2 separate regions of the Homo sapiens genome follow, and region 1 is linked to region 2. The links are chromatin loops, found by intact Hi-C in ENCODE. Cell type or tissue: ascending aorta. All regions are shown on one strand.

What was found. Peaks named below come from ENCODE experiments on the same cell type or tissue, not always from the same donor. Only the 100,000 strongest peaks of a DNase experiment are listed, where the experiment ranks them.
Region 1: a loop joins it to region 2, with 4 times the contacts of the local background. A loop is called at or near these places in 2 of 110 quality-filtered maps.

Annotation. Positions count from the first base shown.
Region 1 is chr2:74,257,593-74,265,592 of GRCh38, reverse strand. SLC4A5 (solute carrier family 4 member 5) reads left to right here. Exons shown (of 31, transcript NM_133478.3): 9 at 329-489; 10 at 1,294-1,446; 11 at 3,361-3,456; 12 at 5,950-6,005. Among named protein-coding and RNA genes, the nearest start is that of MTHFD2, 63 kb to the right of the region's middle. In ascending aorta, a CTCF peak has its summit at 3,866 (motif pointing right); a DNase peak (open chromatin) is centred at 3,902.
Region 2 is chr2:74,116,361-74,124,360 of GRCh38, reverse strand. It overlaps a transcript of TET3 not described here and the pseudogene FNBP1P1. Among named protein-coding and RNA genes, the nearest start is that of BOLA3, 28 kb to the left of the region's middle. RefSeq lists enhancers at 86-788, 3,732-4,091. In ascending aorta, CTCF peaks have their summits at 4,068 (motif pointing left) and 4,824; DNase peaks (open chromatin) are centred at 3,770 and 4,060; H3K4me3 peaks cover 1,506 bases; H3K27ac peaks cover 948 bases.

The DNA.
Region 1 (8,000 bases), 140 kb before region 2:
AAGTGTACTGGTAAATGATTTTTAGAAAATGTATGGAATTGTGCAACTGTCACCATAATCCAATTTTAGAACATTTCCATCACTCCCAGAAGATCCCTCATGCCCCTGTATACTTCTCTGGATGCCACTTTCCTTCACATGACAGTATCAGGAGGAGTGGGGGACAAATGAGGGGATCCCCAAGAGATCCTCTGCCTGTGAGTCTGGGACCAACACCACAACCACATACATAGCATGAACCCACATGACACCCCTCTTTTGGGGAGACCCAGGTGAGGCCTCCTCCTGAGGGCCCTGGCCACACTGAGCCCCATCCTTACCCTTCCAGGTGGATAAAGTTTGAAGAAAAGGTAGAGGAAGGCGGCGAACGCTGGAGCAAGCCCCACGTGTCCACACTATCCCTGCACAGCCTCTTCGAGCTCCGTACCTGCCTGCAGACGGGGACGGTGCTGCTGGATTTGGACAGTGGCTCCTTACCACAGATCATAGGTGAGGCAGGGGCCACTGTGTGCATCTCTCCTGTGGTCCCTGCAAACCAGGGCAGCTCCCCTGACCTCATGCCTGCCCTCAAGTCTGTGTGACGGCCCGTCTCTGACACCTGATTCTGCAGAGACCAGCTTTGACTCTGTTGCTCCCAGGGCAGGATCATAGTCACTCCAAGTTTCAGTACCATGTAGACCTCCAGTAGAGAGGAAAAGACCATCCTCCAAAATGCCATCCAGAAATGTGGTAAAAGGGGAGAGGGCCTCTTGCATAGTCAGAGATACCTCTTGCCATGACAACCTGTTTCTTTTCAGGGTAAAATGGGTCATCATTCATCTTTAGGAAATTAGCTGTCATTTAGTGGTGTGTCGAAGGGAGGAGTTGGCTTGCCTTAACACCCCTAAAAATTTTTGTGAGTTTTGTTCTAGCACATTGGATTTTGCCAGAAGTATTTTGCCCAAAATACTTTTCTAAAAAGAGTTCATTTTAGGACTAAAACCATTGAACACAGTACTTTTGTGCCTCCTGGGGCAGTTTCATATGTACTGTTTATTTCACTTTTCATAAGAACATTGACAGAAAGAGCAGACACACACACACACACACACACACACACACACGTGCCCTTGAACAGGAGGAGGCCAAGAGTTGGTGATGTGCCCAGTTTTCCACAGCTAGTGGCAAAGCCAGGAGTACTTCCACACCCCCTCTGCCACATTTAATCCCACTAATAACAGGTGAAACTGAAGACTTCCATACCCTGGAGCTGTTCTGTCCCACAGGGATGAGGTGTGTATGTTTTCCACACAGATGATGTCATTGAGAAGCAGATTGAGGATGGTCTCCTGCGGCCAGAGCTCCGGGAGAGGGTCAGTTACGTCCTCCTGAGGAGGCACCGCCACCAAACCAAGAAGCCCATCCACCGCTCCTTAGCTGACATTGGGAAGTCAGTCTCCACCACAAGTGAGTCAGGCCTTACGCTGGTAGGCATGGGACATGCAGGGCCAGTATCAGGCCCTGGTACCCGGGTGAGCCCACCTTAGGGGCTGGGAGTTTCTGGAGAAATTCTGATGTTCTGGGGATCCCTCAGCCTCCTTCTCTGGCAGGCCTGTGGGGACCCCAGCCACACTCCCGTGTTGTTCCCACCACCAGAGCAGAACAATTTCTAGGGAGAGAGTTGGTTCCCAGCCAGGGCTGCATGTGGCAGATCACTTTGGGGCTTGAGATGTGTCCTAATGCCTGGGCCCCACCTTGGAGAGTTGGAGTCAATTGTTCTGGGGTATGGCCTAGAAAAAGAGAAGTTAGAATGCACCCCAAGAGATTCTTATGTCACACAGCATTGGGAAATGCTGGTAGAGATGGCTTGCTATGGAAAGGACCCAAAAGTTTCACATCAAACCCCCTAGAGAGGTCAAGAGCCTCAGCAGAAAATGGAACACATCAGGGTGGTAGAAGGGGCTGGGCTTATCTCAAGAGTGCCAGGGCTTGTAGATCTGGTGGCTGATGTCACTCTGATTAGCAGGACCTGGGGCCATTTAGAGAGAGTGGCTTGTTGCATGTACACATCTCAAATCTCCAACATTCCACTATCAGTATCCCAGCCTAGATGCCCAGGGACACTAGCCCTACTGAGCCTGTCAGACAAACACAGTAACCAGAGCAAAGTTGCTACATTAAAAACATTGAGGAACCTCTTTAAATGAATTACTTAAAAATGGGAAGTGGGCCGGACATGGTGGCCCACACCTGTAATCCCAGCACTTTGAGAGTCCAAGGTGGGTGGATTGCTTGAGCTCAGGAGTTTGCGACCAGCCTGGGTGACATGGCATAAACCCCATCTCTACAAGAAATACATAAACCTCATGGCTTAAACCCCATGGCATAAACCCCGCCTTACAAAAAATTAGCCAAGTGTGGTGGCACACACCTGTAGTCCCAGCTAATCAGGAGGCTGAGATGGGAGGATCGCTTGAACCCAGGAGACGGAGGTTGCAGTGAGCAGAGATCGTGCCATTGCACTCCAGCCTGGGCAACAGAGCAAGTCCTTGTCTCAAAAAATCGCTCCCAAAACAACGGGAAGTGTTTAACATACCATAATAGCAACAGATACATACTCAGCACTTAACTACATTCTGGGCACTATTCTGAGTGCTCTTCCTGTTTTAACTCACTTCATCCTCACAAAAATGCTGTGGCGTGTAGGTACGGTTCTTGTCTCCATTTTACAGATGAGACGCCTGAGGCACAGAGAGTTTAAGTAACTTGCCTAAGGTCACAAAGCCATTAAGTGGTGGAATCAGGGATGAACCCAAGCAGTCTACTACACCTTGTGCCCATTTAATGCACTGTGTATCTCTCTCACTTTCAACAGTACAGATATTCTCTCTAATCTTGTTCTTTTTTTTTTTTTTGAGACGGAGTCTCACTCTGTCACCCAGGCTGGAGTGCAATGGCGCGATCTCAGCTCACTGCAAACTCTGCCTCCTGGATTCAAGTGATTCTCCTGCCTCAGCCTCCCAAGTAGCTGGGATTACAGGTGCCCACCACCATGCCTGGCTATTTTTTGTATTTTAGTAGATACAGGGTTTCACCATGTTGGCCAGGCTGGTCTCAAACTCCTGACCTCAGGTCATCCACCCACCTCAGCCTCCCAAAGTGCTGGGATTACAGGCGTGAGCCATCGTGCCCAGCCTGTAATCTTGTTCAGACTATTGACTTGCTTAAATTAAAAAAAAAAAAAAAAAAAGAATTTCTTCCCAGAAGGGGAAGAGACATGTCTTGCCACCCAGTTTTATTTAGTTAAAGTGAACTAACCCAAGAGGCTTCGCTACACCAGCAAGGCTGTCGAAGCCAAGTCCCTTCTGATTCTCCTCCCAGATCGCAGTCCTGCCCGGAGCCCTGGTGCTGGCCCGAGTCTACACCACTCCACGGAAGACCTGCGGATGCGGCAGAGTGCAAATTACGGACGTCTGTGTGAGTGTGTGCTCTGCCGCTCTGTGGCAGCTTTATTCAGGCTGTGGCAGCTGTGACATGGCCACATTGCCATAGGTGGGGGAGACAAAGCCCAGGATCTGCCAAGAATTCTCAGGGCATGCATCAGGAGGAGCCTAACTTTCACTCTAAACCCAGGCTGCTCTCAGGGCCTCATTTACTACCATAATATTCAAGTCATTCCTCTGAAAAATGAGGCTGTCAGTCACATCCTGGTGTAATCAATACCCACTCCCATATTCTAGGTGTTTTTATCTTAGTCTGTACCTTCATCTTCATCAAACTGACATTAACCCTGTTTTTTGGTGAAAAGCTTTCCTGGAAATGGAATCAAAAACAGGCAAGGTCCTTTCCTTCAGTTCAGTCAGGCAGCATTCCCATCACTGGGTGGCAGTCTCATGCCACCATGGAGAAGAAATGTGGGCAGAGTCACGGCCCCTTTTTTCTGGGAATGGCTGGTAGGGGGCGGGGTGTGGGTTTGAGGTGAGAGGTGACAGACAGGTTTTACATGCACCTCGTCAGGGATACACAGACAGGCGAGCTGGGGAAAAGAAAGGAGCGAACTTAGAAAGTGAAGTGAAAAAGAAAAAGCAGTGAAGGACTATTTTCCTTCAGGTACTTTTACTAAAATGCCAAGATGTTAACAAGTTCAGCCCAGTGCTGTACCCCTGTCCAGGCCCAAGGAGTGACTTGGGGGCAATGCAGCCCCTGCCTGTGGCCTTGGGCACAGCAGGCATTTGCTGCAGTCTTCTCTCTCTGTCCTGATGACCCAAGTCCTCTTAGTCTCCCCAGCTTTGTTATGCCACATAGGGATGCCCAGTGGCAGTGTTCAGTGGGTACAGAGTGGCTTCGGGAAGACCTTCCACTCAGTTATCATTGTATATGAGGTCACCTCCCTACTGACACTGCTTAGGGGTGGGAACCACTGGGACAAGAGGCACGAATGGATGATTGCAGCTTTGTGTGAACCAGGTCATATTCAAGGTGGGCACCCGCCATGAGGTGGCCCAGCATGCAGAACACAGCGCACAGGGGAAGGATCAGAGAGGAGGAGACACTGACTGAGTCTTGGAGCATAAATAGAAGTTTTCCAGGAGCAAGGAGGAGGAAGAGGGGGTTCTAAACAAACAAAACAAATAGGAGGTTGGGGGATGGAAGAGAAGGAGCTGGAGCTATGAAAATAAAAACATTAGTCCAGTTCACAGGAAGTGCAGGAGTTAAAGGGAAGAGAGAGTCAAATCAAAGAGGGCCTTGTGCACCCAGCAAAAGAACCCGGGTTTTATTCTGAAGATAATGGGAACCCCTGGGAAGCTTGAAGCAGGAGCATGCTGTGATCGGATTTCTGTCTGAGTAGGAATAATCTAGAAGGGGCAACATTGGAAGGCAGAGACTGAGCCTGCATTCCAGAATGGAGAGGAAGGGACAGAGGTGGAATTGAAGTACTGGTGGGAAGTAGGAGGTGAGGAAGAGGGAGGGCCCAAGGCTGCTCCTAGATTTCTGTCTAAAGGGCTGGTGGATGGGAGGGAGGGGCATTGAGTGGAATGTGTCCATGAGGAAAGTGATTTGGGGGCAGGTAAAGAGTTGCATTTGAGGTGCCAGAGGGGACTGCTCCAAGGAGTCTGCAGCTCAGAAGAGGAGTCAGACTAAAGATCCATCCTGGGCATCCTCAGCCCAAATGGGTGTTGGAAACAACAGGAGTGGGAGCGATTGACCAGCGGAGAGGCTGAGGCACCTGGAGGGGATGAGAGCAAAGACAAGGCCCTGGGATGTCCAAGCAGGAGAGGATCCTGGGACAGAAATGAGAGGAGGAGAGCCAAGAGGAGCAGCATTCTGGACACCAGGAGTGGCACAGGCCAATAGCCGAGACACGATAGGTCTGAGGGTGTCCACCAGATTGGGCTAGTGGGAGAGGAGAGCTGGCTTTCTCTCTCTTAACAGAGGAAGGAACTATTGGGCAGTTCAAATAATTGGCTATCACTGTTCTCATGGGAAGCCCACCTTCCTTCCCTCTGCCAGCCTAAATCCCCAGCCCATGTTTGAAGACTCTCACCGGTCATGGAGGACAGAGGTGAAACTGCTCCCCCTCCAGCAAATTCCAAGCTAAGTGACACATGGAACCTCACCTAATAATGCGTCTGTGTCCCTCCTCCTATCCGGGCCTGGTGCAGAGCCACACCCAGAGTAGACAGCCTGGTGACATCCAAGACGTTGGGGTGGAGGAGTAGAGACTAGAGTGTGGTAGATTGAGGAGGGAGAAGGAAACAGTGGAAACTGGAGTCTAACACCTCTTTCAGGAAAGCAGCCATTGAACAGAAGGAAAGTGAGAGGATGCTAGTTTAAGGGGACTGCAGGATTAAGGGGGAGGGAGTTTGCTTTGGTTATGAACATGGGAGAGGTACATGAGTAGGGCCCATAGGAAAGGGACCTGCAAGAGCCTGGCTTCCCCTGATGGATCTTCTTTTCCTTTTCTCCTAGGTCATGCCCAGAGCAGAAGCATGAATGACATTTCTCTCACCCCAAACACAGACCAGGTAGTAAAACCCCTGCACTTAGCTGCAATGGAGGGCCAGGGCAGGAAAAAGTCTTTGGTTTCAGGAGCAGGGATCCCCTATGGGCAGAGTTCCACTCCTACAAAGGAGTGGGAGTTCCAGGAAGATCCCCAGTGGGGACTCTGGGCTGCCTGGGGGACTTTGCCAAGGCCAGTAGTCGGGGAATGACGGAGTCCCAGGTGCTGGCTCTGTGTCAGGCCCTGGGGGTGTGGGACAGAGAACATGATTAAATGAGGCGCCAGCTGTCCTTGAGCTTGGGATTTGTTGGAGAGAGAAGACCAGCACACATGGCTTCATCTATCCTGTGATCCACAAGCACCTTTAAAGATGGGATAGGGACTGGGGCTGGCAGAGAGACAGAAAAGAATCTCCCTGTGGCGAGAACAGTGGTAGTTAATTAGACTGTCCAATAGTGCATCTTCTTCCTGTGGTCTCCCATGAACTGGGCTGAAACCCTCGTGATGAGATCAGAATTCTGCAAACAAATTGGGTCCAGTTCTAAGGCCCACAGCCCCAGAATCCTGTGACTGTGCCCCTTGGGGAAGCCCAGAGGAGGCCCCCTTAATTCCAACTCCTGCATACCTCAAGGACAGGAGGCCCCATGGTCCCCTTGTCTATCTCCCCAGGAGTAGGAAGAAAGATGACAAAGGAAACCTGAGACTTGGCGAGGAGCCTTCAGGAGCTTGGGTGACCTCCAGGCCTTCCAGCCACCCCTAAGTTTGGTGGAAGGCAAAAACAAAGTCAGCCCCTCATGTCAGTGTCCCGGGCACAAATAAATTAATAACAACAGTAACAAAATCAATCAATATTTAAGCTCCACACCACATGCACTACACTGTGCCAGGCATTTTCTGTGAATCACAAAGGCACTATTTTCATTCCCATTTTACTCATGAGAGAACACTGAGGCTTACAGCAGTTAAATAACACACCAAAGTCTATACAGCTGAAAGACAGAACTTTGATTTGACCTAGGCAGTCTAACTCCAGAGCCCTTAACTTGGAAGTAATTTAGGAACTAGTCAGTATTCTGGAACATTATTTGGAGAGGAAAACCACTTTTACTCATGCATACAGACAGTGCAACTGTGATAAGAAAGCATTACCTAGTAAAAGTTTTTTATAACCTGTTTTAATGAATGTGTGAGTGGTAATAATAACACTAGCTGTCCCTTTCACCAGACAGTGCTTTCTTGATTTGGGGATTGGAACCCATCACCTAGCGCCAGCATCTGGTTCTCCTTGCTGATACTTGATGCTGCTTCTCGGTATTTGCAGCATCAGTGGTCTCTGCTATTGGGTGCTCTTCAGGTGCAAGCCCAGAGGCATTTGCTCTGCAGGCTCTTTCTTCATCATTGATTTGTGCAAAGCTAAACTCCATGCCTGCCCTCAGCTGGCAGATTCCCAGTGAACAGAGAGTAGATTCAGACAGCATCGTTGTGCTGCAGTGACTCTGCAGTGCAGAGCCAGATTGGAGTCCCCAAGGGTTCAGGAAGTGGAGTCAGCAGGGCCCTGGTTATACAAGCCCACATCCAGGCTTTGGGCAAGCCAGGGTTGGTTGGAACACTAGCATGCTCCCATTTCTGGGATGCCACAACCCTGGCCTTCTTACCAAACATGTCACAACGTGTAAGGAAGGACCAACTCCCTGGTTAAATTTCTCTTATCTTCTGTATTACAAGTGGGTTGGTTGGATGGCCAGGTGTGGTGGCACACACCTGTAATTCCAGCAGTTTGGGAGGCTGAGGCTGATGGATTGAGGCCAGGAGTTTGAGACCAGCCTGGCCAACATGGAGAAACCCTATCTCGATCAAAAATACAAAAATTAGCCGGGCGTGGTGGCACATGCCTGTAGTCCCAGGCATGTGCCAGACAGGCACGAGAACTGCTTGAACCCAGGAGGAGGAGGTTGCAGTGAGCCAAGATGGTGCCACTGCACTCCAGCCTTTACGACAGAGTGAGACTCTTGTCTCAAAA
Region 2 (8,000 bases):
GACCCTCACCTCCCGGACGGGGCGGCTGGCCGGGCAGGGGCTGACCCCCCACCTCCCTCCCAGACGGGGTGGCTGGCTGGGCGGGGGCTGACCCCCCACCTCCCTCCCGGACGGGGCGGCTGGCTGGGCGGGGGCTGACCCCCCCACCTCCCTCCCGGATGGGGTGGCTGGCCGGGCGGGGGCTGCCCCCCACCTCCCTCCCAGATGGGGCGGCTGGCGGGGCGGGGGCTGCCCCCCACCTCCTGGACCGGGCAGCTGCTGGGCGGAGGGGCTCCTCACTTCGCAGATGGGGCGGCTGCCGGGCGGAGGGGCTCCTCACTTCCCAGACGGGGTGGCTGCCGGGCGGAGGGGCTCCTCACTTCTCAGACGGGGCGGCCGGGCAGAGACGCTCCTCACCTCCCAGATGGGGTGGCAGTCGGGCAGAGACGCTCCTCAGTTCCCAGACGAGGTCGCGGCCTGGCAGAGGCGCTCCTCACATCCCAGACGGGGCGGCGGGGCAGAGGCGCTCCCCACATCTCAGACGATGGGCGGCCGGGCAGAGACACTCCTCACTTCCTAGACGGGATGGCGGCCGGGAAGAGGCGCTCCTCACTTCCCAGACTGGGCAGCCGGTCAGAAGGGCTCCTCACATCCCTGACGATGGGCGGCCAGGCAGAAAAACGCTCCTCACTTCCCAGACGGGGTGGTGGCCGGGCAGAGGCTGCAACCTCGGCACTTTGGGAGGCCAAGGCAGGCGGCTGGGAGGTGGAGGTTGTAGCGAGCCGAGATCACGCCACTGCACTCCAGCCTTTCCTGATTTCCCACTCCTCTCTGGGGTTACCGAATCCCTCCTGCACGCCCCTGCCCTGGCTGGCGTGTTTCTTGGTCGGTTCCGCCCACAGGCCGGGTCCAGTTTTTTGTATTTTTAGTAGAGACAGGGTTTCACCATGTTAGCCAGGATGGTGTTGATCTCCTGAACTCGTGATCCGCCCGCCTTGGCCTCCCAAAGTGCTGGGATTACAGGCGTGAGCCAGCGCGTGTGGCCTATTTATTTATTCATTGAGACAGAGTCTCGCTCCGTCGCTCAGGCTGGAGTGGAGTGGTGTGATCTTGGCTCACTGCCATCTTTGCCGCCTGAATTCAAGCGATTTGACATGTTAGCACCTTTGGCATTTTAGTCCAAATCAATGTTGACAAAGTAGGGACTTAACTCTTTTCATCTTCATTTTTCCAAAAGCAGATTCACGCAGCACCTTCATTTTCCTCTATAATATACAATATTTTTGCTTCAACTATTGAAATGATTCCTTCATTCTGAACTTCAAACATGTAGAGGGTTTTCCAAGTCCCTAAGGCAGGAAGCAGTTCCTTATCAAATTCATTATCAAGGCTGGGTGTGGTTTCTCATGCCTGTAATCTCAGCACTCTGGGAGGCCAAGGTGGGTGGATCGTTTGAGCCCAGGAGTTCAAGGCCAGCCTGGGCAAAATTGTGAAATCCCATCTCTATAAAAAATACAAAAATTAGGCTGGCCACGGTGGCTCATGCCTGTAATCCCAGCATTTTGGGAGGCTGAGGCAGGCCGATCACAGGGTCAGGAGATCAAGACCATCCTGGCCAACAAGGTGAAACCCCATCTCCATAAAAAATAAAAACATTAGCTGGGTGTGGCGGCATGTGGCAAAAAAAAAAAAAAAAAAAAAAAAGCTAGGTGTAGTGGCACATGCCTTTAGTCCCAGCTACTTGGGAGGCTGAGGTAGGAGAACAGCTTGAGCCTGGGAGGTCGAGGCTACAGTAAGCCATGATCGAGCCACTGCACTCCAGCCTGGGTAACAGAGCAAGACTATCTCAAAAAAAAAAAAAAAAAAAAAATATATATATATATATATATATGTATGTATTTATATATACACACACACACACACATATATATATTTCACTATCAAAATCCACAACCAGAACTCCTCACCCCACTTTCTTGACTGGCTCCTCTATGTAACTGCCTTCTGAGTCCTTCCAGTCTTGTGCAAACCTCTCTGGGATTTTGGATTGGGTTTTTGTACATTCCACTCTGTTGTCAGGCCTGTTCACTTGATTGTGTGAGCCTGCCTTCAACCTCAGGCAGCTAGACTTCAAATTTCTGGGCCTCTTGTTTTTCTATATTTTTGTCTGAATTTTGTTAATTTGTGACTCAAACTGGCTGTATCTCCCATTTGAAGATTTCTTTTGTACATGTTTTTCATTTTTGTTATGCCATTTCTTTGATCCATCTCCATCTGTATTTATTTCATTGACTTTCTCTTGTAGTTTTTTCCTTTTCAGTTGAGGTGGAAGACTGCCAACATCCTCTGGGGTTACACCCCTTACACTACAGACTTTTTTCTTTGAGATGGAGTCTCACTCTGTCACCCAGGTTGGAGTGCAGTGGCATGATCTCAGCTTACTGCAACCTCCACCTCCCAGGTCCAAGCGATTCTCCCATCTCAGCCTCCCAAGTAGCTGGGATTACAGGTGTGCACCACCACATCTGGTTAATTTTTGTATTTTTGGTAGAGATGGGGTTTCACCATGTTGTCCAGGCTGGTCTGAAACTCCTGACCTCGACTGATCCACCTGCCTCAGACTCCCAATATGCTGGGATGATTACTGGTGTGAACCACTGTGCCCAGCCTACATTATAGACTTTTGAAGCAGCCAATATTGGGTTTGATAACGAGCTCATTAAACCAATCAGTTCCTTTTGCTGCTTTGGAGCTTTATTTATACATTTTTATGAACAGCCAGAAGTTTCCTTTCAATTTGCCACCACAGCTGACCCTGGTTTGCCTTCTCCTCAGAAATCTGAAAGACTATTATCAAGCACCTTATTGGCAGAGTGTAGTCCTCAGATGTCTCCAGGAGGCTCACACTCTGACTTGAAAGTTTTTATTACCAGCTGTGACATTTTTCTGATCATTGATTCAGTTGCCTTTACTATTCTCTCCAAGCATCTCCTATTGATTGCTATCACCTGTTGCCCAATCGCTACATATGTCTTCACTGATTCTCTCATTCTCACTATCCTCTTTCCCTCTATCTCTTGTATTTTCTGGAAGTTGTTGGAACTATTAGGATGGTAAAATTCCTGCAGCTCAGTGTCAAATTTCTTGAATTGATGAGTAATTCAATTCTCATTGAGTAGTCTGCCGTCTTCTGCCATTGGTGATGTTTTCGCAGCTTGGTGGTGTGCCTTTTTCAACATCGACTTTTAAAAACGTGTTTTTAAAACATATGGCATTTTCTCAAAATACTGATGTGCTCAGCAGCCTTTTTATAATCTCAATTGTCTTTTACTTGCCTCAAGTTGCTTCCATCAAGTCTCTGTCGGTGGTTGTGCCTTCTGGGCATCATGAAAGTGAGATTTCCTCTCCTGCTTTTGGTTTTGAACATGCCCTTGTAACTCCACGGTGATCTGAAAGTTCAAGACCTCAAAGAAGATAACTTAATGCTGCCTAGCGTGATCACTCATTTTGTTCACAGGGAGGGAAGGAGAGTTTTACGTAATGTATTCTTTCTCCTTCCAGTTCCTTTTAGGTTGGCATGTCTTTAAAAGATTCCTGAGTTGTTTTGTATAGCTGAGTTCAATCTCAGTCCTTTCCTTGGCAGATATGATGAATTTCTCAAGACTATCGATTTTCTAAGTTGTCAAACTGATCCCAGAGTTCTGGGTCCAGGCAGGCAAGTGGGTCCCACTCGGCCACGCCCTTGCCTCCTGAGCTCCTAGTGGCCGCCGCCCCGCTCCTTGGGCTCCTCAGCCGCTCCTCCTTCCGGTCCCTCCTCAACAAGATGGCCGGAAGAACCCGCGACGACGCCTGCAGGGCCGCCTGCCTTGGGTACTTGAACGTGTGAATAACCGGCCATTCGCGACTCCAGCGGCCCAGGCACACGTTCCCCCCGGGTAGGTGTGTGGAGCGGCCGGGGCGTAGCCACGGCACCAGCCCAGGAGGGAAAGACGGAGAGGTACGGACGTCGCCCGCCATCTCTCCGGAAGCTCCTGCCGGGCTGGGACCCCGGCGGAAAGTCTTGCCGAGAGGTCGCCCCCTGCCGCCGTGGAGGCCGTCGGCCAGAGCGACCGGAGGCGGAGTTTGCAGCCTGGCAAGGAGAATGGAGCGCTCCGGGGTTGGGCGGGCGGGGGAGCCGGGAGCCGGGCGCCTAGAATGGAGTTCCCCCGGGAGGAGCCCGAAGCAGCGTCCTTCCGGGAGCACCCAGGGAAGAACCTGGAGGTCCAACCTGTGGGCTCTTAAGAGAAGGGAGGCGGCCTATCGAAAGTCCTAGAGGCCCGAGGTAACAGGGCTTCAGGGGCCACTAGTACGTCTTTCCTGCTGACACCTCAGGCCTGTAACAGAAAACAGAAGCACCCAAGGAATGTCAAAAGGCCACAGGAATAAGTTTGAAGGGGCTGCCGTTGGTTGAATTTTGTATAATTTGACAAGTATTTAAAACATTCAATTAAAAAGAATCCATGGGTTCATATTACCACAACTACTACACTAATATTAATATAAAAGGAGAGAGAAGTAAAGATGCTTTTTCAAAACAGTAGAATGACAACCAATAAATATAGGAATTATAAAATTGGAAATCCACCATTTTGCAGCAATCGTGGTAATAATTGATTCAGCCAAGAATCACCAGTGGAAGCTGAAACTATTAGGTGAAAGACTGGGAATAGGTTATTCACACAGTCTTAAAGTAACACCTCCTGGATTACTTATTAATTATAAAGGGGAAATTTTTCAGGCAATGGAGACATTTGCTGGACATTGCCTTAGCCAAAAGTCAAACTTAGCATTTCCAGTAATAGGACAAACTGAGACTGTGTGCCTCCTGGTGTGAGGAACAGGAAGAACACACATCATCTGGGTAGTATTTCTAATAGGCTCAACCTGATTAATGAAGAAACAATCAGACAAATCAAAATTGAGGAACATTCTGCAAAGCAATTGACTTGAGTTCTTAAAAGATGGCAATATCTTTTTTTTTTTTTTTTTTGAGATAGAGTCTCACTCTGTCTCCCAGGCTGAAGTGCAGTGGTGCGATCTCGGCTCACTGCAACCTCCGCCTCCCCGGTTCAAGCAATTCTCCTGCCTCAGCCTCCGAAGTATCTGGGATTACAGGCACGTGACACCATACCCAGCTAATTTTTGGATTTTTAGTAGAGCCAGGGTTTCACTATGTTGGCCAGGGTGGTCTCAAACTCCTGACCTCAAGTGATCCCGCCTCAGCCTCCCAAAGTGCTGGGATTACAGGCGTGAGCCACCGCACCCAGCCAAAAGTTGGCAATATTGTGAAAGAACAAAGTGATAGGGCAGCAGTCTGCAGATCAAAGAAGGGTCAAGAAACTACAACTTACATGCATGGTGTGATTCTGGACTGGATCTTGGTTTGAGTCTTGGTTTAGGAGGAAAACACAATTATAAGAGACATTATTGCAAAAGTTGGATAAATTTGAATATGAACTCAATATTAGATAATATATCAGTTTCCTGGGTGCAATAATTTTATGTAGTTATGAAGGAGAATGACTGTTCTTAGGACATACAGACAAAAGTATTTACAGGAGAAGTGTCTTGATGTCTGCAACAAATTCCCAAATGGTTCATATATATGTGTTATATATATGTTTATATATATGTAAATGTAAATATATGTGTGTGTGTATGTGTATTCAGAGAGAAAAGCAAATACAATGTGACTTTTGAACAATGTCAGTTAAGCATTCTGACTAACCCACATATACATTTTGACTCCCCAAAAACTTTACTAATAGGCTACTGTTGACCAGAAGCCTTACTGATAATATAGTTATTTTGTATGTTATATGTATTATATACTGTATTCTTACAATAAAGTAAGCCAGAGAAAAGAAAATATTAAGAAAATCGTAATGAAAATACATTTACAGTACCGTACTGTGCTTACTGATACTGTAAGTTTCAATTGTCTTTTTAAGATGAATCGTCTGTCTGAAATGGTGGGCAACTGCAGCTGCAGACCTCAATCCATGGTACATATCAAGCAATTCAACTTGTTCTTGTAATGTCATGACTTGACTTTGCTTCTCGGGAGCACTTCCACCATTACTAGAGGCACTACGTGTGGGTGCCATGGTGTTATTCAAGATTTACAGCGTTGTGCTAAACACAATGAAAGACACGTGAAAACCACAAGAGATCACTTTTTACTATAGTATGCAATTTACTGGTGATAGTATCTGCTCTCGTGGAGATGATTAGCGTCACAGGTGTTTAAAGCAGGTACTTGGTTTTTATCAATTTTAATTTTTTATAATAGATTTGTGGGTCGGGTGCAGTGGCTCATGCCTGTAATCCCAGCACTTTGGGAGACTGAGGTGGGTGGATCACGAGGTCAGGAGTTCGAGACCAGCCTGGCCAACATGGTGAAACCCCGTCACTACTAAAAATACAAAAATTAGCTGGGTGTGGTGGTGGGTGCCTGTAATCCCAGCTACTCAGGAGGCTGAGGCAGGAGAATCATTTGAATCCGGGAGGCAGAGGTTGCAGTGAGCCAAGATTGTGTCATTGCGTTCCAGCCTGGGCGACAGGGCATGACTCCGTTATAAAAAAATATATATAATAGATTTTGTGTATTTTATGGTAGAACATGATAAAATAGACTAATATCTACCTGTATTTTATGCATTCTTGACAAACCAGTGTTGCTCAAGGGACAACTGTATGACAAAAATGCTAAAAAATGGTGAATCTAGGTGAAGAGTATGTGGGTGCTCATTGTACCATTTGTGCAAATTTTCTATAAATTTGACATTTTTTAGGATCAAAAGGTCTGTAATCCCATGCATGCCTGTGGTCCCAGGTACTCAGGAGGTTGAGGGAGGAGGATCACTTGAGCCTCACAGGAGGCAGAGGCTGCAGTGAGTCAAGATCGCACCACTGCACTCCAGCCTGGGAGAAAGTAAGACCTTGTCTTTAAAAAATAATAAAATAGGCCGGGCATGGTGGCTCATGCCTGTAATTCCAGCACTTTGGGAGGCTGAAGCAGGTGGATCACCTGAGGTCAGGAGTTCAAGGCCAGCCTGGCTAAAATGGTGAAACCCCATCTCTACTAAAAATACAAAAATTAGCCAGGCATGGTGGCACATACCTGTAATCCCAGCTACTTGGGAGCCCGAGGCAGTAGAATTGCTTGAACCCAGGAGGTGGAGGTTACAATTCAAAAACAAATCCTGATTTATCTCTTTACCTTCAAAACACAAGCACAATCTGACCCCTTCTTACCACCTCTTCTGCTCCCAATCAGAGTTCCCACTGGGTTCTTTCACATACCCCTTGCCCATCTCCCCGCTCCCCTCTCCCTTGCCCATTTGAGGTGCTTCCCTGAGTTCCCTGGTTGCTGCTCACCTCCCTCCTGGCTTCTCTTCCCTGCCAGCCCCTTAGTGTCTGAGTCCCCTTCTCCCTCCCTGGAGTGTCTCATGCACAGCTGGGGCTTTGCTCACCATGGACTGCTGACAGCTCCCCTAGCCGCACCCAAAGTGCTGGGATTACAGGCACGAGCCACCACACCTGGCAAGATGCTCTTTTTAATCTTTTTGTTTGTTCTTTTAATTTTTTTAAATTGACAAATAATAATTGTACATATTCATGGGGTACACAGTGTTTTTTTTTTTTTTTTTTAACTTGGGATGGAGTCTCACTCTGCTGCTCAGGCTGGAGTGAAGTGGCGCTATCTGGGCTCACTGCAACCTCCACCTCCTGGGTTCAAGCAATTCTCGTGCCTCAGCCTGCCGAGTAGCTGGGACTACAGGCACACACACACACCACCACACCCAGCTAATTTTTTGCATTTTTAGTAGAGCTGGGATTTCACCATGTTGGCTGGTCTTGAACTCCTGACCTCAGGTAATCTGCCTGCCTTGGCCTCCCAAAGTGCTGGGATTACAGGCATGAGCCACCGTGCCCTCCCAGATATCTCTTTGATATAATGATTTCCTTTCCTGGGGATA